Regions from separate parts of the Homo sapiens genome. Here region 1 is linked to region 2. A link is an interaction called in ENCODE POLR2A ChIA-PET data of the cell type or tissue named here. Cell type or tissue: PC-9. All regions are shown on one strand. Links, peaks and the distances in the headings refer to the core of each region. The heading gives the core; the rest is flanking DNA. Region 1 has its middle 160 kb from the start of LINC00862. Region 2 overlaps NR5A2 (nuclear receptor subfamily 5 group A member 2).

The links. Peaks named below come from ENCODE experiments on the same cell type or tissue, not always from the same donor. Only the 100,000 strongest peaks of a DNase experiment are listed, where the experiment ranks them.
Region 1: POLR2A ChIA-PET joins it to region 2 with 5 read pairs; 2 of 35 experiments call an interaction of 5 or more read pairs at or near these places.

The regions. Positions count from the first base shown.
Region 1 is chr1:200,209,490-200,221,939 of GRCh38, reverse strand. It overlaps the pseudogene CCNQP1. Among named protein-coding and RNA genes, the nearest start is that of LINC00862, 160 kb to the left of the region's middle. In PC-9, for the core only: no CTCF peak of the experiment used is centred there; no DNase peak of the experiment used is centred there.
Region 2 is chr1:200,111,705-200,124,154 of GRCh38, reverse strand. It overlaps NR5A2 (nuclear receptor subfamily 5 group A member 2), which reads right to left. Exons shown (of 8, transcript NM_205860.3): 7 at 3,200-3,347. Among named protein-coding and RNA genes, the nearest start is that of NR5A2, 90 kb to the right of the region's middle. In PC-9, for the core only: no CTCF peak of the experiment used is centred there; a DNase peak (open chromatin) is centred at 5,154; H3K27ac peaks cover 2,142 bases.

The DNA.
Region 1 (12,450 bases), core at 2,448-7,447, 98 kb before region 2:
AAGGGCATCAGCAAAGGGTTCCCTGAGAGGCTGCCCATGGCACGGAGATTTGAGAGATAAAGATGAGAGTCTGAGGAGAGTTCAAGGGGAGGATGTGGTTTGGAGGTGAGACCTGGGGAGTGTACCAGACAGAGGGAATAGCATGTGCAAAGGCCCAGAGGTGGGAGGGAGCACGACAAACTTGGAGGACTTCCAGAAAGCCTGTAGAGCTAGAGGGCACAGAGAGATCACGGAAGCTGGGGGAGAAGGCAGGGCCACAGCATGCAGTCCTGAGACCCTACTCAAGGGCTTCATCTGAGGGGCAAGGGAATATTTTTTGAAGGAATGGTGACATTCAGCAGACATCGAAAAGATATATCTGGGCCAGGCGTGGTGGCTCATGTCTGTAATCTCAGCACTTTGGGAGGCCGAGATGGAAGGATTACCTGAGGCCAGGAGTTTGAGACCAGCCTGGCCAATGTAGCAAGAACCCATCTCTAAAAAATAAAAAAAAAATTTTAAAAAGACATTTCTGGCTTCAGTGTGGACATGTGGCAGTAGAGGTTGTGGGGAGACTAGTGGGAGGCTCTTACTGTATCATGGTTTGGGTGAGAACACTGGCTTGGACTAGGGCAGTGACACAGGCAACCCCTTCAGCTTTTTGTGGTTACCTGTCACGGTCATTATGTGTATCCTGGACTCTTTTCTCAAACCAAACAAATCAGTAAGACCTCAAATAATAAAGTCTTCAATATTATTTTCTTTTTTTGCTTGAGTTTTAAAGTATTTTCTTCATATTTCAGATATAAGTTCACTCAATCCATCTCACTACAAGAAACTTGTTTTTCCCTGATTGTCTTTTCACAAGACTCTTTTGATCTGTACTTACAGCATTCTAGTTTGTCATAGAAACTCTCTTTTTATTATTTACATTAAGTAAAAATTTCTATCTTCAGATATATTAGTCATATAGTAAAATATAGCAAATTACTCCAAAACTTAGTAGTTTAAAATAACAGTGAACATGCATAATATACAATTCTGTGGGTTAGGAACACAAATGGTTCTGGCTCCAGTTCTTTCAAAGTGATGTTGACCAGGCGTGGTGGCTCATACCTGTAATCCCAGCACTTTGGGAGGCTGAGGTGGGCAGATCACCTGAGGTCAAGAGTTTGAGACCAGCCTGGCCAACATGGCAAAACCCCGTCTCTACTAAAAATACAAAAATGAGCTGGGTGTGGTGGCAGATGCCTGTAATCCCAGCCACTTGGGAGGCTGAGGCAGGAGAATCATTTGAACCCTGGAGGCGGAGGTTATAGTGAGCTGAGATCACACCACTGCACTCCAGCCTGGGCAACAGAGTGAGACTCCATCTCAAAAAAAAAAAAAAAAGTGATGTCAAGTACAGTTGAGGCCGCTGACATCCACCGATGCGGAGGGTCTGCTTCCAAGTAGCTCGCTCACATGGTTGGCAATTCAGTGCTGGCTGTTGGCAAGAGGCCTCAACTTCCTGTCCTGTGGACCCCTCTTTGTGTGTCCTCATGACATGGCACCTAGCTCCCCATAGTGAGTGGCCCAAGAGAGAGCAAGGGAGAAGCTGCAATGTCTTTTCTTTTACGATCTGGCCTTGGAGATCACACTCCATCATTTGTACGATACGTTATTGATGATGCAGGCCAGCCCTACTCAATGTGGGAAGAGACTATGGACTACTTGGAGCATGAGTACCAGGAGGCAAGAATCCCTGGGGGCCATCTTGAAGGCCGGCCACCATAAAAGGTGAGACACAAAATAATACATCCTCATATGCACATGGACAGATATCAAAGACCAATTAGACGATGTATCTTTCCTAATCTTAGGAATTACACTTCAATTTCTAAATTGTGTATAAAGTACTCAATTTAGAAATAAATTAGTACTATAATTAGCACTATTTATAGTACTATAATTAGTATTATAAATTTAGTACTATAAAGTACTAAGTTCAGTACCAAAAGGTCATGTTTCATGTGTCATTCACAATTGCTAAAAGATGAAAAGAGAAAGCTTGACTTTCCAGTGTAAAAAAATGTGAAATTACAAAATTCTAGCATGTAAAAATAAACCTATTTGGTTTTAATTAATAATGAATATCAATTACCTATAAGTAAACAAGATACATAATTAGAATTAATTCTAATATTCTAGAATTAATAATACTAATATTCTAAATTATAGTGGATGAATATTGTTTGTACTTTTTGTGAGACCTATTTAAGACTTTAGAGATGGTGGTAGGGAAAAAAAATTATATGGTCCCTGAAGAGATTAAGCATAAACTCATAAAAAATAGAACATACCCACAAAAATTTTCCAATTTTTTTTTTAATTTAAAAGGCACAATACAATAGCAAAAGAATGATATCTCATGGTGTGTTGCTGAATGGATTGCACAGCCAATAGGTGCCCGTTCAAAAGAGGAAGGGATCCCTGCAGGCAGGTGGGCGATGAGCTCCTATGGAAGCAATGGACTCTGAGCTGTGTATCACAAGGCTGAAGAGAAGTCATCAATCAGTCAATCCAAGAATTAATCACCTATTATTCTCAAACATCAAGTTAGATGGGTATAAAATGATTCCTTCCTTCAAGGTGCTTTCAGTTCAGTACTGAGGTAAATAAAAAAGAGGAGGCTTTCTGGGCAAATGGAGTAGTATGAGCTGCAGTACAGTGGAATGGGGGTTTCATGAGTGATGAGGGAGAATCAGGTAGTGAGTTGACAAGGGACTTTGAGATTTTTTCTGCAGATGCTGAAGAATCAGTTACATAATATGATCAATATATACTGTACTGTTTTTATAATATATATATATATACACAGACTCTTTATATGCATACACACACACAGACGCACATGCACACACTCTTTTAAGTGATCTCAGCAGGTGGTGACCTGCTGATCATAATGCTAACATATTTTATGGGTTGAGGAGAGTAACATGAATAAATACAGGTCTGCCTGATTCCATGTATTCAGATGAGGGGCTATTCAGGTAGAGGTGGTGGTGTGCAGGGTGGACCTAAGTAAGGAAGAACTGACAGCACAGAGGGCAGGTGCAGCAACGCAAGTGAGGGAAAGAGGAGTGGATTCAAGAAACTATATGCAGAGCAGAACTGAGAAAAGCATACCTTTGAGCTAAATAGCATTAACAAAAAATTCTCAAATCTTGATCCTGAAAACAGGATCAAGGCTCAATTGCCAGTAGCTTTTCCTTGTAGGCCACCATGGCCAACATTTCATTATTCTTGGGTTCAGTGTTTTCTCCAGCCATCACTGGGAACACACAACTGGAATCCACTGGGCTGCCACCAAGGCCAGGCTTTGCCTTGTATAAGTATCATGGAGTGTTATGGACTGAATGTTTGTGTCCCCCTCCCATTTCTTTTTTGAAATATTACCCCCAAAGTGATAGTATTAGGATGTCGGGCCTTTGGGAGGTAGTTTAAGTCATGAGGGTGCAGCTTTCATGAATGGGATTAGTGCCCTTATAAAAGAAATCCCAGAGAGCTCTCTAGCCTCTTACTACCATATGAGGATACAATGAAAAGACGGCTTTCTGCAACCTGGAAGATGGCCCTCCCGGAACCCTACCATGAGGGCACCCTGATCTCAGATTTTCAGCCTCCAGAACTGTGAGAAATAAATTGTTGTTATTCGTAAGCCACTCAGTCTGTGGTACTTTGTTACAGCAGCCTGAATGGACCAAGGCATGGAGCCGTAGGAACAGCTGAGTGAAATGTATCAGTGGTATTTTCCTCTTGGGTTTTCCAATTCCCTTTTGTGTCTGCCTTTGATTTTATTGATACCAAAAGATCGAACACTGAAAGGCGAAGGCTACAGCCTTTTTGGTCCCCAGGACTCCTGCAAGTCATGACAGCCAGACACAGTTAGGGCTGCTGTTACATACTATATTTGCTGTGGGTCACAGCCAACCTGTCCTGCAGCAAAGGGATGAGAGGTGTGTCCAGAGCTAACAGATGCCTCTTCACTGTGCACTGCGCACACCACACCCCCTCGTAAGGTGTCTCGTTGTAACTGTCACTTTCTGTTTCAGGTCTTGTTGGATGACTCTGAGTCTGTGGTAGGTGTGGCAAGGAAGTGTGGTGTCTCCTTAGGGTGAGCCCCAGGCAGAGCCCCCAAATCTCCCAAGATTTATGGACAGTTTGAGGAGGTGGCTGGCAGTGAACTTTCACAGTGAGAGGGTGAGCGGGTGCAGGGTGCCCAGAGCCAGCGCTGACCCTGCTCTTGATGAATTAATGTGGTGAGCAGCGTCTCACTGAACTCCTGGCCACTAAGTAGGGCATGTGGTGGTGACATCTGTGAGGAGATAAATGGGAACATCTTCCACTGAGGGATGAGGGTTCCTCCTGCCAGTCACATTTCTGGGATGGTTGTGTTTGCATATGGGTTAGAAATTCACATTTGAAGCTGGGTGTTGTGGCTCACACCTGTAATTCCAGCACTCTGGGAGGCCAAGGTGGGTGGATCACTTGAGGCCAGGAGTTCATGACTAGCCTGGCCAATATGGTGAAACCCCATCTCTACTAAAAATACAAAAATTAGCCAGGTGTGGTGGTGGCTACCTGTAATCCCAGCTACTCGAGAGGGTGAGGTGGGAGGATCACTTGAACCCGGGAGAAGGAGGCTGCAGTGAGCTGAGATTGTACCACTGCACTCCAGCCTGAGTGACAGAGTGAGACTCCATCTCCAAAAAAGAAAAAAAATTCACATTTGAGTGATAAGTAGTGAATATGCTGTTTCAGATGCAATGGACTGATGTGTACCTTGTTTATTGAATTTCCCTGTGACATACAGCAGTTTCTTGGGTAGTAAGAGACTATTTAGTGAGTGTTGACCACTGAAACAGGATCAGGATTTCTACGCCTGGAACTGCAGTTGTCTTATGGCTACAAGAAGATGTTGAACAGCTATTACAACTACGAACTAGGAACTTTCAGAGAACAGGCCATTTTCAATTTTTTCCATTTCGAACATATTTTAAATTGCTAATGTTTAAGAATTTGGTAACAAACTAGAAAGAAATCAAGAACGAGAGAAATAAAAGAAAAAATAAATTGGGCTGCTCACTTAAAGGTTTTTTCTGTCCTTATAATTCTCGCCTTATTATAGTAATTTATAAATATACAGACATCAAGCATTAGAGTAGCAGGTTTGAGTAAGGCTTTGTGTGGTCTGCGGCAGAGCAGCAGAATAGATGATGCAGAGCATAGATTCCTAAGCCTCAACTCTTCTTGCAAAGCTTGGTCCTTCAAGTTTTGCAAGAAGAGTTGAGGCTTAGGAATCTATGCTCTGCATCATCTATTCCAAAGTTTTAATATCTGCAAAGACCCAAAATGTAAGAAAAAAAATAGGCACAAAAAGTATTCATGTCTTACATATATTTAAGACATATTTGTGTCTTACACAGAGGCAATGTTAGGATATTGAAAATTAGAATGATTGCCCCATGCAACAAACATTTCAAGGAGTTTCTGCTCTCTGCTCGACCCTGTACTAGGACTGGGTGGGAGCATAAGGAAACCACAAGCAAAATGATGAAAAATATTTACGGTAAGTGCTGCTGCTTGGGAGTCCACACCGTTGGGCAAAGGCTTAAAAAGGCACTATGGGCTCTGCTGGCTGTTGAAGAAATTACTAAGGTGCTTACATTTATAGAGACTCTTGGATGAAATTAATAGAATAATTCAAACCAGCTCAAGGAAAAATGAGAATTTATTAGCTCATATAAAGTTTAAGATAACAGAAAAGCAATTAAGAAGGGTTCTGCATGGCTGGATCCAGGTGCTCTGTGTCCACAGGAATCTGTCTCTCATCACATAAGCTCTGCTTTCCTCTGTTTTGCTTTATTTTCAGGAAAATATCCACCCAGTCGTGGCAACAATGGTCAAAGCAGTTCCAGACATTTGTTCTAGTACTCCCGCACTTAGAGGGAAGGGGAGAGCCTTGGTCCAGGAGCACTAGCTGAAGTACTGGAGGATGTTCTTATTGGTCATGCTTGAGCCAGTGCCCCTCCTTGAAGCCATTGTGATAGTTCTGTGGTGCCCTGGCCAGCCCAAGGTCAAGGCCCACCTTTGGAACTGGGGGTCAAAGTCCAGTTCCCAACCTGAAACATGGACTGAGAGGTGGAAGAAAAGCAGTTGCAGAAAGGAAAATGGGTCCTGTTACTAAAAGAAGGGGAAAGGAATACTGGGAAGGGAAAAAATAAAAGGTGTGCACCAGAAGGGAGGTCTTAGTGTGTTTTCTGTTGCTATAACAGAATGCCTGAGACTAGGTAATTTATAAAGGAGAGTTTACTGGGCTCATAGTTCTGGAGGCTGTAAAGTCCAAGAGCACAGCATTAGCATACCACATGGCAGAAAGGAAGAAGTCAGAGGCAGAACATAGGGACTATTTCACTTTATAACAACGTGCTCTTGAGATAACTAATCCAGTCCTGAAAGAGAGTGAGAGCTCACTTACTCTCATGAGAAATAACGCATTCCCTGGAGAGTAGCATTAATTCCTCTTAATGACCTAATCACCTCTTAAAGTCCCTACCTTTCCAACTGCCACACTGGGGACCACATTTCCAGCACATGCACTCTGAGGGACATACTCAAACCACAGTGGTGCTTGTGTTCACAGAGTCCCATCATCTCCTGTATGCCACACTGGCAGCCAGGGTCCAGACTGGCCTCAGGGCTAACATCCCCCCCGCAAGGCATCAGAGTGCATGTGGTTATTCATGTAAATGATCATGGTAAAAAAAATTCAAATAGAAAGTATAATCAAATGAGAAACAAAAGATGTGTCCCCCATCCTCTAACCACCAGTCCCAAGTCTTTAAATGACCAAAATGGTAAATAGTTCTAGAAAATTTCTCTTTGAAAACAATCATCCATCCATCCATCCATCCATCCATCCATCCATCCATCCATCCTCAGCCCCCTTAGTAGCTGGGATTACAGACATGTGCCACCATTCCCCGCTAATTTTTGTATTTTTAGTAGAGACAGGGTTTCACCATGCTGGCTAGGCTGGTCCGAACTCCTGACCTCAGGTAATCCACCCGCCTCCGGCTCCCCAAGTGCTGGGATTACAGGCATGAGCCACCGCGCCTGGCCTTTTTCTTTTTTTCTTTCTTTCTTTTTTTTTTTTTTGACTTGCATCACCTTTTTTTACACAAAATAGATTTCAGCCACATTGCACATTCATTCTCGCTATAAATCTGGCTTAAAAAAAATCCCTAGGGATTCAGTGTCATCGATAACATGATTTTCCTTTTATTGGCATCATGCCTCTATTGTAGTCAGAGTCCTCTCAAAGGACAAAAGCAGATGTGGCTCCTTTGGGTCAGCTGCACCCAGTGTGCTCCCGGCCTGCCCGCTGGAGGCACAGCTACCATCATCATCTGGACCGTGACTGCTAGGGACTGTCAAAGCGGCAGCATGTCATCGCCTTCACCAGCCCTTCTCCAGCAGCACAACCAGTCCTCCCAGCTGGTCCTCTGGGGACCAGCCATCATAGCGATGTGGTGGCAATGTCCCCAGGCAGCTGACCATCCTGGGCTTCTCTTTGGGCAGGCCTGGGCCAGGGCCTTAGGGGATCTCTGTGTCTATGGTATAAATCTGAATGAGATCAGACACAATAGTATCAATGATTGGCTTGGTAAGGTCGTCACTAAACGCCTGCCACCACAGCTTCTCAGCCTCGACCTCGGCGGGCACCTCGACTCCATAGACCTGCAGGGCCAGGTAGAGCACCACCACAGCTATGTGCTGGGCCTGGAAGCGGAGGCACAGCCCCCCGTGGTAGCTGTCCCGCAGCAGGGCCCAGGCAGTGACGGCAACGGGGGTCCGCTGCCAGCTGTGGCAGTTCAGCCAGTTCTTGAGGGAAACCAGGTAGTAGAGCAGGTACTTGTGTGGATGCTGGAAGGAGACCTGGAAGCGCAGAACTCTCAGCATGAGAAGCTCACGCTGCACAATGCTGTCCCGGAGCTCCCAGAGGCGGGAGTCCAATCCCAGGGGCTCACTGCTTGGGTTGAAGTACCTGTTGGACACACTGATGATGTCATGAGCCCACAGGGGCTGCTCTTCCACTTTGCCGGCCAAGTAAATGGAAGACATGGCAATCAGGTAAGGGTCAAAGGCGTCCAGGATGGTCTCGCAGAAGAACTTAGGGTAAATGGTGCAAGCAGTGGCAATGGGAATGGACTGCATCCCTAGCTTGACACCTGCCTCCATGATGAACCTCGCCACGCGGAAGTGCACCCTGGCTGCCGGCGCTGCGGCACCCTCTCTGGCGTCCTCTCCGGCGTCCTCTCCGGCCTCCTCTCCGGCGTCCTCCATGCCTTCCATGAGGCCACGCGGCTCCGGCGGAAGGAGGGTCGTTCCGACGGAAGGAGAGTCGGTCCGGGGCGCAGACTGGCCTTTTTCTTCCTTTCTTTCTTTTCTTTTCTTTTCTTTTTTTTTCACAAGTTGTATCATATTATGCATATTGCTCTCCCACATGAGTTTTCACTTAATAATATTCTTGGCATCGTTCCCTATCAGCACACAAAGTTAAAAAACAAAACAAAACAAAAAAACAGCTGCATAATATCCCATAAAATGGGCCAGGCACGGTGGCTCACGCCTGTAATCCCAACACTCTGGGAGGCTGATGCGGGTGGATCACTTGAGGCCAGGAATTTGAGACCACCCTGGCCAACATGGTGAAACCCTGTCTCTATTAAAAATACAAAAATTAGGCCGGGTGCAGTGGCTCACAGCTGTAATCCCAGCACTTTGGGAGGCCGAGGTGGGCAGATCACGAGGTCAGAAGATCTAGACCATCCTGGCTAACAGGGAGAAAACCCGTCTCTACTAAAAATACGAAAAATTAGCCGGGGGTGGTGGCGGGCGCCTGTAGTCCCAGCTAGTCAGGTTGCTGAGGCAGGAGAATGGCGTGAACCCGGGAGGCGGAGCTTGCAGTGAGCTGAGATCGCGCCACTGCACTCCAGCCTGGGCGACAGAGCGAGACGCCGTCAGAAAAGAAAAATTAGCCAGACATGGCGGTGCATGCCTATAATCCCAGCTACTCAGAAGGATGAGACACAAAAATCCCTTGAATTTGGGAGGCAGAGGTTGCAATGAGCTGAGATCGCGCCACTGCACTCCAGCCTGGGTGACAGAGCAAGACTCTGTCTCAAAAAAAAAAAAATTTTTCATAAAATGATATACTATAATTTATTTAACCACTTTTCTGTTAATGAGCATTTATGTTATATTCATGGTTGTTTTTCAAACAATTCTGTCCTGTCAGTTTATGGATATACTTGCAAAAGCACACTATGCTATGTGTACAGGAATATAACCACCGGTCCCAAGTCTTTAACATGACCAAAATGATATAAACTTTCTCTTTGAAAATGTACAGGAATGTACACATAGCTTAGTGTGCTTTTGCAAGTATATCCATAAGCTAAATTCCCAGAAGTGAAATTTTGTGTTCAAGGATATGTTGCCATCATGCGCTGCGTAACAATGTTTTGGTCAATGACAATCCTCATATACAAGGGTGATCCCACAAGATTGTAATGGAGCTAAAAATATTCCTATTGCTGGGTGAAGTCACAGCCTTCATAATGTAGCCCATGATAGACTCACACAAATCTAACATGAAAAAAGAAACAAACCACCATGAGCATCTTTCTGAAAAGAGTGATACCTCCTTAAGAACAGTCTCAGATCGGTCCTTCAGGAGGCATCCAGAAGAAGACATTGTTATCGTAGGAGACAACAGCTCCGTGTTGTGTTACTGCCTGCTGAAATTCATCTAGTAGGATAAGACATAAAGGTGGAAGACGGTGATATTGATGATCCTCACCCTGTGTTGGCATAGGCTAATGTGTGTGTTGGTGTATTCGTTTTTAAACAAAAAATTTGGCCAGGCATGGTGGCTCACGCCTGTAATCCCAGCACTTTTGGAGGCTGAGGCAGGAGGATCGCTTGAGGACAGCAGCTCAAACCAGCCTGGGCAACAAGGTGAGACTCTGTCTTTACAAAATTTTTTTTTAAAAAATCAAGCAGGCATGGTGGCTCATGACTGTAGTCTTAGCTACTTGGGAGGCTGAGGTGAGAGGATTGCTTGAGCCTTGGAGTTTGAGGTTACAGTGAGCCTTGATTGTGCCACTTGCATTCCAGCCTGGATGACAGAGCAGACCCTGTAGCTAAAACAAAACAAAACAACAAAAAGTTTAAGAAGTAAAAAATACTTAAAATTTCTAGAAACAGAAAAAAGTATATAGAATAAAGATATAGAGAAAGAAAATATTTTTGTATAGCTGTATAATTTGTGTTTTAAGCTAAGTGTTATTACAAAGAGTCAAATGTTTGAAAAAAAGTAAAATTTATGAAGTAAAAGTGATAGTAAGCTAAGGTTAATTTATTATCGAAGAAAGAACATTTAAAAAATCAATTTAGTGTAACGTAAGTATACAGTGTTTATAAAACGTACAGCAGTGTACAGTAATGTCCTAGGCCTTCACATTCACTCATCACTCACTCATTGACTCACCCTGAGTAACTTCTAGTCCTGCAAGCTCCACTCCTGATAAGTGCCCTATGCTATACAGACGTACCATTTTTAATTTTTTTTTTTTAATTTAGATGGAGTCTCACTGTGTCACCCAGGCTGGAGTGCAATGGCGCGATCTTGGCTCACTGTAACCTCAGCCTCCTGGATTCAAGTGATTCTCCTGCTTCAGCCTTCCGAGTAGCTGGGATTACAGGCAAGCGCCAACATGCCTGGCTAATTTTTGTATTTTTAGTAGAAATGGGGTTTCATCATGTTGGCCAGGCTGGTCTTGAACTCCTGACCTCAGGTGATCCACCTGCCTTGGCCTCCCAAAGTGCTGGGATTACAGGCATGAGCCACTGCTCCCGGCCTCCATTTTTAATCTTTTACACTGTATTTTTTACTGTATATTTTCTATTTTTAGATATACAAATACTTATAATTGCCTGCAATATTAATACAGTAACATGCTGCACAGGTCTGTAGCCTAAGAGGAATAAGTTATACAATACAGCCTATATGTATATAATATATAATAAGCTGTATCATTTAGACTTGTGTAAGTACACTATGATGTTCATACAATGATGAAATCGCACAAGGATGTATCTCTCAGACATATCCTCGTTGTTATGTGAGCGTGACTGTATTTTAACTTTGGATACATATTAACAAGTTGACCTTTGAGAAGACCACCAATTTCCATTCATATAAACAGCATTAAAAGTACCAGTTTCCCCACACTCAGTCACCACTGAATATCTTTAAACTTTACATTGTTGCTAATCTGATAGGTGAAAATGGTATTTCATTGTATTTATTTGCATTTTAAAATTACAAATGAAGTTGAGCTCCTATTAATATGTCTGGTCCATTTTGATTTCATTTTTGGTGAACTTAAAATCTGTTCTTTCTATCCACATTACAATATTAGCATTTGGATGACTACATCATGCATTTTGCCCATTAGAGTTCATTTAATCCTGATCATGTAATATTATATTTGTAGATTTACCAGTCGTTGAATCCTAGAACAGTAGAGCTCTAGATACACTTGAGATGATCCCATGATACGTTCTTATTTTCAGATGAAGGGACTGGGGTGTCTAGGGAAGCAAAATTAGCTGTCCAAGGTCACACAATTAGAGGCTGGGCCTATACCAGAATGCACACTGCCTGAGGTATTATGTAAGTCTGTTACTCTGCTGTTTACTAAAGCGGGAGGTCTGTCTTGGAAGTTTAAACCACTCGTCTTAATCTATTAGCATCCCAAGGAGCTACTTATAACTGTAACCGCCGACCCAATGAGCCAGCTTCTCCATCCAATGTTTCACTTAATGGTGTAGTTTATTACAGTTCAGCAGTCCCAGAGACTGGACGTCTGTGCAACGTGTTAAAACTCCTCTTCAACTGCTGCAGTAAAACTTTCTGCATGGCAGTGCCCAATTCAGGGAACGGGAGTTTCTTATGCTCAGTTAACGCGAACTCAGGACAAATCAAGCGAGAAAAATCAGTAGTCTCATCTCTGCCATTACTTACAGTTTTTATGGATTGTTTAATATAATGAAATAGTCACAGGGAAGAAATTCAATACCTCCATATTACATTCGCATACTTTCAAAGAGCTTTTTCAAATTCCTCATGAAATGATACCCATTTAATTTCAGTCTTGGAATTAGGGTTTTATCTTTCTTACACTCCTTACGGGGCCCTTAAATAATTACTAAAATCCACATTAGTCATTAGGGAACTTTAAAGATGAGAATTGCTCTGTCACAGGCTTTAATCCAGGGAGCCCTAAGTGCAGGGGTCCCAGCCTTCACTGTCTCTACACTATCATGTTGGCTTTTCTTCCCTATGAAAACACTAAGACT
Region 2 (12,450 bases), core at 3,139-8,138:
TTTGTATCCTTCATCTCAGTCCAACCACATGGAGTATTAAAACCACCTCTAGGCCAGGCGTGGTGGCTCACACCTGTAATCCCAGCACTTTGAGAGGCCAAGGCAGGTGGATCACCTGAGGTCAGGAGTTCGAGACCAGCCTGGCTAACATGGAGAAACCCCGTCTCTACTAAAAATACAAAAAAATTAGCCAGGTGTGGTGGCAGGCACCTGTAATCCCAGCTACTCAGGAGGCTGAGGCAGGAGAATCACTTGAACCCAGGAGGCGGAGGTTGTGGTGAGCTGAGATCATGCCATTGCACTCCCGCCTGGGCACCAAGAGTGAAACTCCGTTTCAAAAAAAAAAAACCACCTCTAAAAATAAATCACAGCATGCCAGGAATAAAAGCAAAAAAAAAAAAAAATTAAATAAGTAAAATAAAAATAAAACTTCTGAAAACAGGGTTTCTAGCACTGTTCTTGGTCCAGTCCACTTTCCATGCTGCTACCAGAAAGGCAAATCGACTTAAGTTATTCACCGCATCCCCGTCGCCTTAAGAACACTGCTATACTTCCTAATTGTCTAGAGAATGAAAGCCATGGCACTTACTTCTTCTTGCCACTATAGCCCCAGTGCCTTCTTCAGTGCTGGACACATAGTAAGCACTCAATGAGTATGTGTTGAATGCATCTGTGGCTTTCATGTCCATGTCCAGGCTCCTGTCTATGTCTCCAGCCACATCTGCTGCTTCCCTCAAGCCGTATCCATCAACTAACAGTTCCCCAAACTCATTTTGCTCTCTCTTGCCTTTAAGCTTTCACACTGGTAGTGCTTCTAGCTTGGAACGCTGCACCCGCTTGGGACCACATCCCACCTTCTCTCACCAAATCTATCTGGAAAACACTGTTTCATCTCTCACAGGAGAATACTGCTGCAGTCATCTCTCAGAATAGACCCTGGCCTCTGACTAGTCCACAGAATCTTCATTTTTCTCCAGGACCAAAGAGTCTCAAGGCTGGGCTGAGACAAAAATATAGCAGGCTTCAGACTCAGGGGACTCGAGGCTCAGGAGGAGCATCTGGGACAGCAGGTACCAGCTTAGGACTTGGCCTTAACTTTCAAGAGTGACTCTGGTATGATTTCACCCTTAATCACAGGTAAAACCAGCATTTGGGGCTAGCTGAGGCACCTAAAGTTAATTATCTATATACCTCAATAAAGGTGAAATTCAAAAAATTGATTAGCCACTGTTTCTACAGAGTAAAAAGTTTTTCCACTCACAAATTAGAAACTACTTGAATTTTACTACTGGTTACTTTTCTCCTGCTTCTCTAAAAAAATAGACTCTCGGCCAGAATTCTATTTGCCTCTGATCTGAAAGCCATGCTTTCCTTTCTTCCTTAAGCAACAAATAGACATGGATTTAATGGACATTTAGGCCAGCTATTCACTGGTGTACTGGGCTCCTGAAACAATCGAAGTGCTCATTAAACATCAGAGTGTATGACTAAAGTTCTGGTAAATACATGGCCCAGTTGTTCAGGAAGATAATTTTTGAGGTTCAAAAGTTGAAAGCATCTCAGATCTAGCCCAACCCCCTCCTTATAGTATTAGCAGAGAATATAATAATTTTGGAAGATGATGAAGGAAAGTTAAAAGTGCTGAAAACTAAAGATGGCTCATGGTTAATATGTACATCTTCAAATGTAATACATTTCTTCAACTAATTTAAAATACCATTGAAATGAGATGACCCTGTAAATATTTTATCACTAAGATGCTATACAGTTTCTTATACATATATTACCACATTTTCCATTTAATTAGTGATCAAATGCACTAGTTTAAAAGACTAAGATCTTAACATAAACCAGAATAATTTGTGCGATTACAGCAAGCAGGCGTATGCTTGCTATCTTCCTTTTTAACATTCTAAACACTGTTCTCGGGTAAAAGATGCAGACTTACTTGAACAGAACTTTCCTTTTTATTGTGGTTAATACAGAAACCACACAGGATCCAGTCTTGGCATTGTAAACCTTTGAACGTTACATCCATGAAATTCTGTTGTCCATTTAAATTTTCAGTAACATTTCTTTTTGCTGTATTTATCACATTTTCCAAAATATGAAAATGCTCTTTTTATTTTAAATGTTGACTATACATGAAAAATTAACTCTGGTTCTATTACTTCAAACTACCCCTTTATTAGCAACAGTTGTGCAGTCCTGTCAAGAAGAATTTTAAAAATAAAGTACCAAATTTGGAGAGTAGACACATCTGTTTTACTTTGCAGTTTGTTTTATTGTTTTATTCCCTAGAATATGAATTCACAACTATCTTATAACTGAAGACTAAAGAAAAAACATATGTTGGTGAATCTGATTTCTGCATTTTTTTCATTCAAGGGAAGTTGCCTCCCTCAGCTGTCTGCCAATAAGTAATAAATGGACTTGGCAAAAAGTTTATTTAAGTTGGCTTTATTAAGCCAACAAAATACAGAAATCAAGTAAGGGACAGACAGGAAAATCTGTTCCTTTGAAGTCAATAAAAATCCATCTCCTTAATCCTTTTTTTATTCCAAGCTGTGGTGATTTTTCTCAACTGACTCACTGAGAACCTTGATTTAGCTAATCTGTCTTGCTTAGTTATCTTTCTTTTCCAAAGCTTTCCTAAAGAATCATCCTTTCCCCTTGACAACTGTCATCTTTTGTACTTGCATAGTGGTGCATCTGGTTATAAACATTCTCTAGTTAATCCCGATAGAGATTTAAATACAGGTTTTTAATTACGATTCATATTTTAGAAGAATAAAAACAGAAGTAAATAGCAAGTTGAAACGAAAGGCACATAGAAATTACCAATGGGAGAAAGATGGCTAAAATTTGATACCATACATCTTTCCTAAGCTGTCTGTTTTAAACCTTTGTCATAGCTTTATTTGGTTATTGCTTATCTGTATATTATGGAAGAAAAACCAGGACTCATTTGAATGAGTCAATTGAATAACTCATTTTCCATTCCCCAACGTATCCACTGAAGGGCTATGCATCATGCAGAAATATATATGAAAATATATTCACGTTTGAAGATTTCATAATTTGACAGGAAGGGCATTATATTGATAGAACAAAAACATACATGGACCACAAGATATTTGAACTTCAACATCATTTAGCAATCGTTGGTTGAGCACAGCATGAGAAAAGGATTTCTTACCTAAACTAAAGAGCACCAAGAATTTCAGACATACGAACTCTCGTTGATCAAACTGGAGAGAACGAAGTTTTGCCACTAACTCCTGTGCATGACTCATGAGGTTGTTGAGGGTGGCTCCGGCTTGTGATGCTATTATGGAATAGTCCACCTGCAATACAGAATCACAGTTTTAAGGACTATCAGAATCAGCAATATGTATTTCACCTGAGTCGTAAGAACTATGGGTAAAATCAGATTGCAATACAGGTTTTTAAAATAGAATAGAGATGTGGGGTCTCACTATTTGACCAGACTGGTCTTGAACTCCTGAGCTGAAGTGATCCTCTGGCCTTGGCCTCCCAAAGTGCTGGGATTGCAGGCCCAAGCCACCATGCCTGGCCACAATACAGATTGATAACAGAAGGGATTTTCCCCATGCAAGTAGTTTGAGGCACATTCCATGATTCTAAAATGCATCAGAATTACTATGTCTGATAAATATAATCACTTTTGATAAGCTTTGTAGGAAAGAGGTTTTGGCTACCTAAATTTTTCAAGTATATATGCCTTTTTTATATTATGAAATTACATCATCACATAAGATAAAAAATTTTAACTCTCATGAATAAGGTGAAAGAAAAACATACTGTCCATGAAAAGTGAATCCAGGAGAGTGTTCTATGTATATACAATATTAACTAGTGCATGAGGAAAATAAAGGCAGATATATTTCTACTTGTATTATGAGACTACATTTTAAAGTAATCATAGTTCAAGATTGGATGTTTGTGGATGATGAAAGAATCACATTTAAATTATTCTTTATAGAACAGCAGAAGTGTTAATTTAAAAATTTAAAATAAATACAAATAAATTATTCTTTAGTTTTCTGTTTCCTAAAAAGCATGACATAAAACTGCTATTCTCAGATGATTACATTAGATTACATCAGATTAATGTGTTTCTCTCTAAAGACAGCAATAACTTTATTTAGGAGAATAATTCCGTTGTCTGGAAGCAAAAAAAGAAAAGGCTTATTTCCCTTTTCATTAAAAAAAAAAAAGTGCTGGCCGGGCACGGTGGCTCATGCCTGTAATCCCAGCACTTTGGGAGGCCGAGGTGGGCGGATCGCTTGAGGCCAGGAGTTCAAGGCCAAACCCCATCTCTACTAAAAATACAAAAATTGGCTGGGCGTGGTGGCATGTGCCTGTAATCCCAGCTACTGGGGAGGCTGAGGCAGGAGAATTGCTTGAACCTGGGAGGCGGAGGTTGCAGTGAGCCAAGATCGTGCCATTGCACTCCAGCCTGGGGGAAGAAGCCAGACTCCGTCTCAAAAAAAAAAGTGTTGCTAGGCACCAATCTTAGATTATTCATGGGGACATAAGAAGTTCAATTTATAACAAGTTAAGATGTTGGGATGGCTGTCAGTGATAGCACTGGCTTTGCTGCTGCGATTACAGCATAATGGGAAAGCCCAGTTGGTACCTGACGCTCCCATCCTTTTTTTACTGGAGAGCTCTCAGGCAACCAGATACTCTTTTAGGTGCATTTAATATTTGCAGCAGCAGCAAATTTGTCTGGGAGGCAAGTCCTCATCTGCCACTCACCCAGAGCAGACTGTATTAAATTTTTATATTTATTGACATTTCATTACCATAATTGACTGCACTTGCTTCTCTAGGAGAAGGCACAGGGCTGCCTCCTAAGCAGGAGAACTAGTCCCTTGAGTAGAATTTGCAATTAAAAACAAGGCAGAATGGATTTTTTTTATTGTGTAAATATGATGAGTTGAATTTTCAGCTTTAACTAGAGAATACTGGGTGTACAGAAACCTTTTTCAAGAGTGAGAAAAATTATGAGTCAGAGGAAAGATGACCCCCAAAGGTGTCAATCAGTTTATATAGAGTCAACTATGCATGAAAAAGCCACAGTTAATGTGTGTTAGAGGAAAGCTCTTGCATCATGTACAGCACTGTCTACCTGCTTTAGCCAGGTGCTGGCATCTACGCACTAAATTTAAACATCAAGTGTTGTAAGAACTCCTGTGGTTTCTGTTTCAGAATGTGTGAAAGAAGGGTCAGTACCTGGGCAACCTGAACCCTGAGCTGGAAGGAGGCAGGACACACTGTTGAACTCTGTGGGGCACATTGGGATTATTTGCAGAGCACACAAAGTGACGTCTCAACTATCATTTTGCCAGTTCTCTTACAGGGGAACTTTCTACTTCAAGGAAAGTCCTTACTTTAAAAAGGTGCCTATGCTATAAATTCTTTAAAAACTGCACATAGTCAACTACTTCAGATAATAATAATACAAATTTTACTGAGACTAATGGGATAGATGAGTGAATGAGAGCAGGAAGGCCTGATGGTACAACAGTGGTGGCAAAAGCCAGAGACTAGGTAAGAGACCCGAGCCAATGCTGCCTCTTACAAACGAAGAGCCTTGGACAAGTACGTATAAATCTCCATCCCTTGGTGTCCTTATCTTTAAGTAAGGCAGTTAAGTTAGGTGATGATAATAAGGTACCTCTCACTTCTATGATTATCAAGAATCATAGATGGGACAAGATTAACAATTTAAGCTTGGAATCAACGGAATGCGCTGTAGCTGTAGCTTAATATATACAAAGTATATTGTAGTAAATACCACTAGTTAAGATCCAGGTGCGGTGGCTCACTCCTGTAATCCCAGTGCTTTGGGAGGCCGAGGTGGGTGGATCACCTGAGGTCGGGACTTCAAGACCAGCCTGGCCAACATGGTGAAACCCCATCTGTGCTAAAAATACAGAAATTAGCTGGGCGTGGTGGTACATGCCTGTAATCCCAGCTACTCAGGAGGCTGAGGCAGGAGAATCGCTTGAACCCAGGAGGCAGATGTTGCGGTGAACTGAGATTGCACCACTGCACTCCAACCTGGGCAACAGAGTGAGACTGTCTCAAAAAAAAAAAAAAAAAGAAAAAGGCGAGGTGCGGCGGCTCATGCCTCTAATCCCAGCACTTTGGGAGGCCGAGACGGGTGGATCACCTGAGGTCGGGAGTTCGAGACCAGCCTGGCCAACATGGTGAAACCCCATCTCTACTAAAAGTACAAAAATTAGCCAGGCGTGGTGGCAAGTGCCTGTAATCCCAGCTACTTGGGAGGCTGAGGCTGGAGAATCGTTTGAACCCAGGAGGCGGAGGTTGCAGTGAGCCGAGATTGCGCCATTGCACTCCAGCCTGGGGGACAAGAGCAAGACTTCTCTCAAAAAAAAAAGAAAAGAAAAAAAAATCACTAGTTAAGGCCTGAATCAGGAAGACCATACTAAAATGAAACACAAATATGTTGGTATTAATTTTCCATTATTAAGATGGAGTTAATTAAATATTGTTGTGTATAGTTCTAACAGGTGTATAATAATAAGTTCAAATACAAGAATTTCATATGTGAAAATGTAGTACACTATAACGGAAAGGAATCTGTTTCATAGGATTATATATTTAGTGAGAGACCTTTAGTGAGATGGACCTCAAAAAATCAATTGGTTTACCAACAAATTTATAACTATACATTTATTTACATGCTAATTTGAAAGCTCAAACATGCTTATTAAATGGGGGCTTAGAAAACATTTCTTTCAAGGATATTTATCAAATTGCACAGCTCTAAAGAAGGATAGGTGATTTATTCTTGAAACAACATTCAGATCTCCAACTTCCTTACATTTTATTACAAACATAATTATATTTTCATTGTTGAATGCAGAGTTTGTGCTCATTTCAGGAGCAGTTGGCCTTGTCTTTTATGTACTTAGTAAAATTAATTTTTTGCTCTCTTACATGTAATCTTTGTGTCATTAAATTCAAGGGAGATATTGAAGCAATACTCTAAACTGATGTCCCCTTTAGATAAATTTCACTCATCATGAAAAAGTAGAAAACAGTTTTACCTAAATTGCTTTTAATTCTAATCACTGAAATTTTGATGACTTGTATATTATAAGATGCCTGTCATTTTAATATGATACACAATAATAGAAGATAATAAGTTGCCAGTAGACCTTTCCCTTAGGATGATGTTACAGTGGCTGTTAATTAGCAACAATATGCAAATACTAAAACCTGACCCCACTTCAAAGTACATTATTATTTTATACATACATAGATATATGTGTGCATATGTGCGTGTGTAGTTTTTAAAATATTGGATAGGAAATAATTCTTTTCATAACTAAGTTGCGACTATATAGAACATTTGAAGTGCTTAATATTACTGATAATCATAATTTCCTTTTTGCTTAACAAGGCTATTTAATATACATTTATGTAGATGCCTGATTCAAAGACGCAATTAAAACATAATAGCTAACTTACAGGGTTAAGTGAAACACTGAATCCTCATTTCAATATACAATGTACTGGTGTCCTGGGCTGCTCTTTGCAGTGGGGCTATTTTGGTTTCTCTAGTTCTGAATGAACTATGAACAGACATAGTTCAATTCTGCAAACATTTATTAAGCAAACTTGTGAGCCACTGGGCTTAAGAGAAAGGCTGTGCTATTTTATATTTCTTCTCTTTTCAAGCTCCAAGGAGCAATTTCCTGGATAGTCACTCATTTTTTAAAATCCAGGCTAGTCTTTTTCTTTTTTCTCTGCTATGACAAATTCACCACATTATTTACAGTGAGCTGTGTTTAGTAAGAAAAAGCCAGAAGATTGGGCTACGGAACACCTGGGGTCTTGCATTCCTCTGTCTGTCCAAAGGGTCACTATAAAGCAATGTGTAGACATGACATACATGCTTTCAAGGTGAAACAAAATCACTGTCTGGTGTTCCCTTTGTGTTGGGACTTCATTCCTGATATTGTGGACTGAGGCATATTTAATATTCCTATTTGCCAATCTCAAAATACTCAGTATAAACATTTTCATTTGTTTCAGAAGTAATCATTTTCTCAACAGGGCAGTTGAGAAAATACTGTAAGTAAACCTGGAAATCTATAATGAGTGAATTGTATTTCTTCTGGCTGAGGCTGAAAAAGGTGGCGAGTTTAGTTAAAGTTTCATCTAGTAATTGCCTGTCACTGTTCCTCTGACCTAGAAGGATTTTAAGCAATGGTGTTTTCCTCAACTTACAAAGGAGAGTACAATCAAATATCCTCACTTTAGGGGTAAGGCACTTCCTTATAGAAGCTGAATCATCTGGACAGCTTAGAACACCCATCTTATTCTCCTTGCACTTCCTCCTCTGAAATTTCCCCGCACTTTCTCTGACCCTGTGTAATGGGGCTTACCTGTGAAAGTACACAGTGAAAAGCACTATGCAAAGGGCAGTCATTAATTAGGTGGATGAATTATGCCTCTTATCACTATTGGCTGCAGAGCTGTGTCTAATGTTTTTCCCCTTACATCTTTGATTTCCCTTCATTTATCAGGCCATCAGAAGCATTTGTTTTAACTAAATTAAAAAATGTATTTATCTCCTACAAGTGAGTACCAAGCTGCCTTTAGGGGAATTTTGCATGCTGTATTGGGGTAATACCATTTACTTTTTCCCATGATATCAACAACATGGCCTCAATACAGTGCTTCATGGAAACACACTTCTAGCAGTGTTTGAAAGTTCACATTCCACACAAATCCATGATAGCAGGTCAATATGTCTCTGGGGCAGGCGAGTTATTTTATTTAGAAAAATGAGAAAAATCCTCTTTTAAGATACATGTTTTCCCCCAAAGATTGGAAGAGAATTCAACAAAAAGTTGATTCAAGTGGTGGCATTATGAGTGATTTTTTCATAGTTTTAGTTTTTTCTTAATATTAAAATAATTTCATAACACTAAGCAACAATCACATTAAAATTGCTTGTGAATAACTTAAATCTACTGTAACAATGTGCTTACAATGCCATATAGAAAATTCCCCCAAAAACAAACTACTAACTAACTAAACCACAAAAAAAGCATATCCATTTAGTCTCAATAAAAAAGGAAATGAATTTGTTTTGCTTGGAATTTCCATAGAGTCTGTCATGCACTGGAATTACACATGAAGACCATATTAAATGCCGGCGTGAAGGCAAGCTCTGCAGCATCTGTGAGTTAATCAGATAAACGGTATGGCATGTTGGTAAAGAACACAAACTCTAGCACTAGTTGGCCTCGATCTGACCATCTGTTCTGCCACTTACTAGATGGGTCTTGACCTTGAATCAACCACTTCATCTTTCTTTGCCTTGGTTCCTCATCTGCCAAAGAGGGATAATAGTCCTTTCTTCGTGGGGTTGTTGACTCCATAAATGTCACCCTTGCGCTGGCCTAGTTTTGATGACTTCTAATTTTTGTGTCAGCATTTCACAGAATACTTCCTGTAATTCCTACTGCAATTCTCTCTGGTAGATAACATCATAGTTGCCACTGGACAGGTGAGGACACTGAACCTCAAAAGGTAAAGCGACTTGCTAAATATGACACAGCCAGGAAGTTTTGGAATGGAGACACGAAAACAGGTTGTTCCAATTCTAAATTACACCTGTATGTGTGAATTTTACACACACACACCAGAGAGCACATGGTCTGCACTAGTGAAGAAAATATACTCTAACCACAGCTCAATTGTTATTGGATTATAAACATAACAGGAAGCAGTTCTTTTTTTCTTTTTTTTCTGCCTCCTTCAACTTTCATATCATATATATGTGTGTGTATATATATGTGTATATATATGTATATATGTAGATATATTTGTGTGTATGTGTGTGTGTGTATATATATATATATATCTTCTAGCTTCCACCTCTTTTCTATTATTTTTTTTGAGATGGCGTCTTGCTCTGTTGCCAAGGCTGGAGTGCAGTGGCACGATCTTGGCTCACTGTAGCCTCTGCCTCCCGGGTTCAAGCGATTCTCCTGCCTCAGCCTCTCAAGTAGCTGGGACCACAGACGCATGCCACCATGCCAGGCTAATTTTTTTGTATTTTTAGTGGAGATGGGGCTTCACCATGTTCGCCAGGCTGGTCTCGAACCCCTGACCTCAAGTGACCCACCCGCCTCAGCCTCCCAAAGCGCTGGGATTACAGGCGTGAGCCACTGTGCCCGGCCTCTTTTCTTTTTTATAAATCCTCTTTTCCTCTAGCATATTGCTTTACTCTTATACTTAATATATTCCTTTCCTTCCACTCATCATTGTTTTAACTACCTTCTTAAAATTTGTGTACACAAAGTAATGTTGTTGTAGCAAAAATCTAATTTTCCCATTTTTACACTCAGGGAAGTATTTATAATTCTCAAAAAAATTATACTTAATTTGTTTTAATCAAGCAACCAGGAGAGATACAATAGTTCTCATTTAGTTCAATCAGGTAATATGTATCATGTGCCCAACATATTCAGCTTTGTGCTAGGTACTGTGAGGATATAAAAGAAGTACATGTATATGACCCTGCTTTAAGATATCTGTCTCATTCTGATAGAGAGGTTACAGGCTTTTGAAGTCTTCCTTTGCAGCACTTTTGCTTCCATCCTATGAAACGCAAGAAGCACAGAGATAAATTCAAAACGTTTTGTCTAGATATTCCGCAAAAGAAAATAAACATGTCTACCATAATTGCCATAAATGAGAATGTCTGATTACAATTAATCATTACTAGGGTAGCCACTGGACTGGATGAAAAAAGTGAAGGGAGGGGTTCTGACAGACCTGTGGCACACTTTAAAGGGTGGGGAGGGGAGCTGGAAGAATCCAGGCTGCAGGAAACATATTTAAAGAGTGGGGAGGGGAGCTGGAAGAATCCAGGCTGCAGGAAACATATAAGGAAATAACTATTTCTCCACCATGGAGTTCCTCATTCAGTTCTGATGACAAAACACAAAGCACCAGTAATTGATCCAAAAAACTATAATACCATCCATTCCTTGATTGTTCTTGGTTTTGAAAATCAGACAGCAAGAAATGCACTTTTCTCTATTTTTTAAATAGTAATTACCCTCACCCACGGGCAGCACTTAAGGCAAAATGAAATGTGAAATAAGAAATATTTCTAAAGAGCAGGAATGGAAGTGCTTTGAGAAAAAGAACGGCACAAACCCATTTCATTTCTGAAACTCAGAAGGAAATGAAATCAAATTAATTAGTGGGCCCAGTCTTGTACTTCCAATGCAGCTCCTAGTTCGGTGAAGGTGGGAGGCACACCCAATGATTAGACTCTGAAAATGGGTACATTTTCTCCAAAGACTTGGGTCCCAGAATGAAAATGCCAAAAAAAATTTGAAAGCACAGGAAGTCAAACCCATTGAGACTTTATTTTCTCCTCTGCAACGCTTTTCTCCTGAGAGGTGCAGATAGCAAGGACCAGATAGTGATGGAGATGCTTGAATTGACCCAATTTGCAAAAACTCTGAAATAGTGCTTGCTTTTAATTTGATTGGGAAATTTTGATTTATTAATAATACAGCAAATGATGTGGAGACAGCCCTTCATTTCCAAATAGCATTGCTGTGGTTTCACAGCACATAAACATTTATGGCTGAACATAAAAGATCATGGTGCCGAGTACTGAAGTCACCATTGCTGAACAATGCAGTGGGACCCTGAATAGGTATGACCCAAAGGATTGAAGGAATCACTGTGTCCCACACATTTATTTAAATAGCACATCAGTTGTAGAACGGAGGGTTAAGAAACTGGAGAGACTTGCCTAAATTCCTGTAAAGTTGCAGTTAGGTCTATTAAGTAGACTCTCTCCAAAGACATTCACAAAGCTGTCTCTCCTCCTTTAAGACTTTGCTCAAATGTTACATTTCCAATAAAGCCAAACCAACCATTCCTATTTCACAGTGCAACTTATGGGTCACACTGCAACACATGTCTGTGGATGAGTGTTGATTTTCTTTTCATTGGTTCTTTCCTTTTTTTTTTTTTCTTTTATTCAGTAGCACTTTGACCTTTAACATATTACAGGCTTGTTTCTTAGGATTATTGTTTAATGTCAGCTTCTCCCTGCTACAACATTAAGTTCCGCAGGGGCAGGAACCTTTTTATTTTGTTCACTAATATACACCAAAGCCCCCAAAAAGTAACTAGCACAGAGTAGGATGCTCAATAAATTTTTGTTGATCGAACAAACATCTGTTCAGAAAGGTGTAGGACCTAACAGTAATTTTATTCTCTCTATCTTTCATTTGAATGACTGGATCTTGAAAACTGAAATTCCCCTCCCTTCTCATTTGCCTTTATACCAACTATTTCAATTATTCATGACATCCAAATCCATCTCGTTCACCAATATTTTTCCAA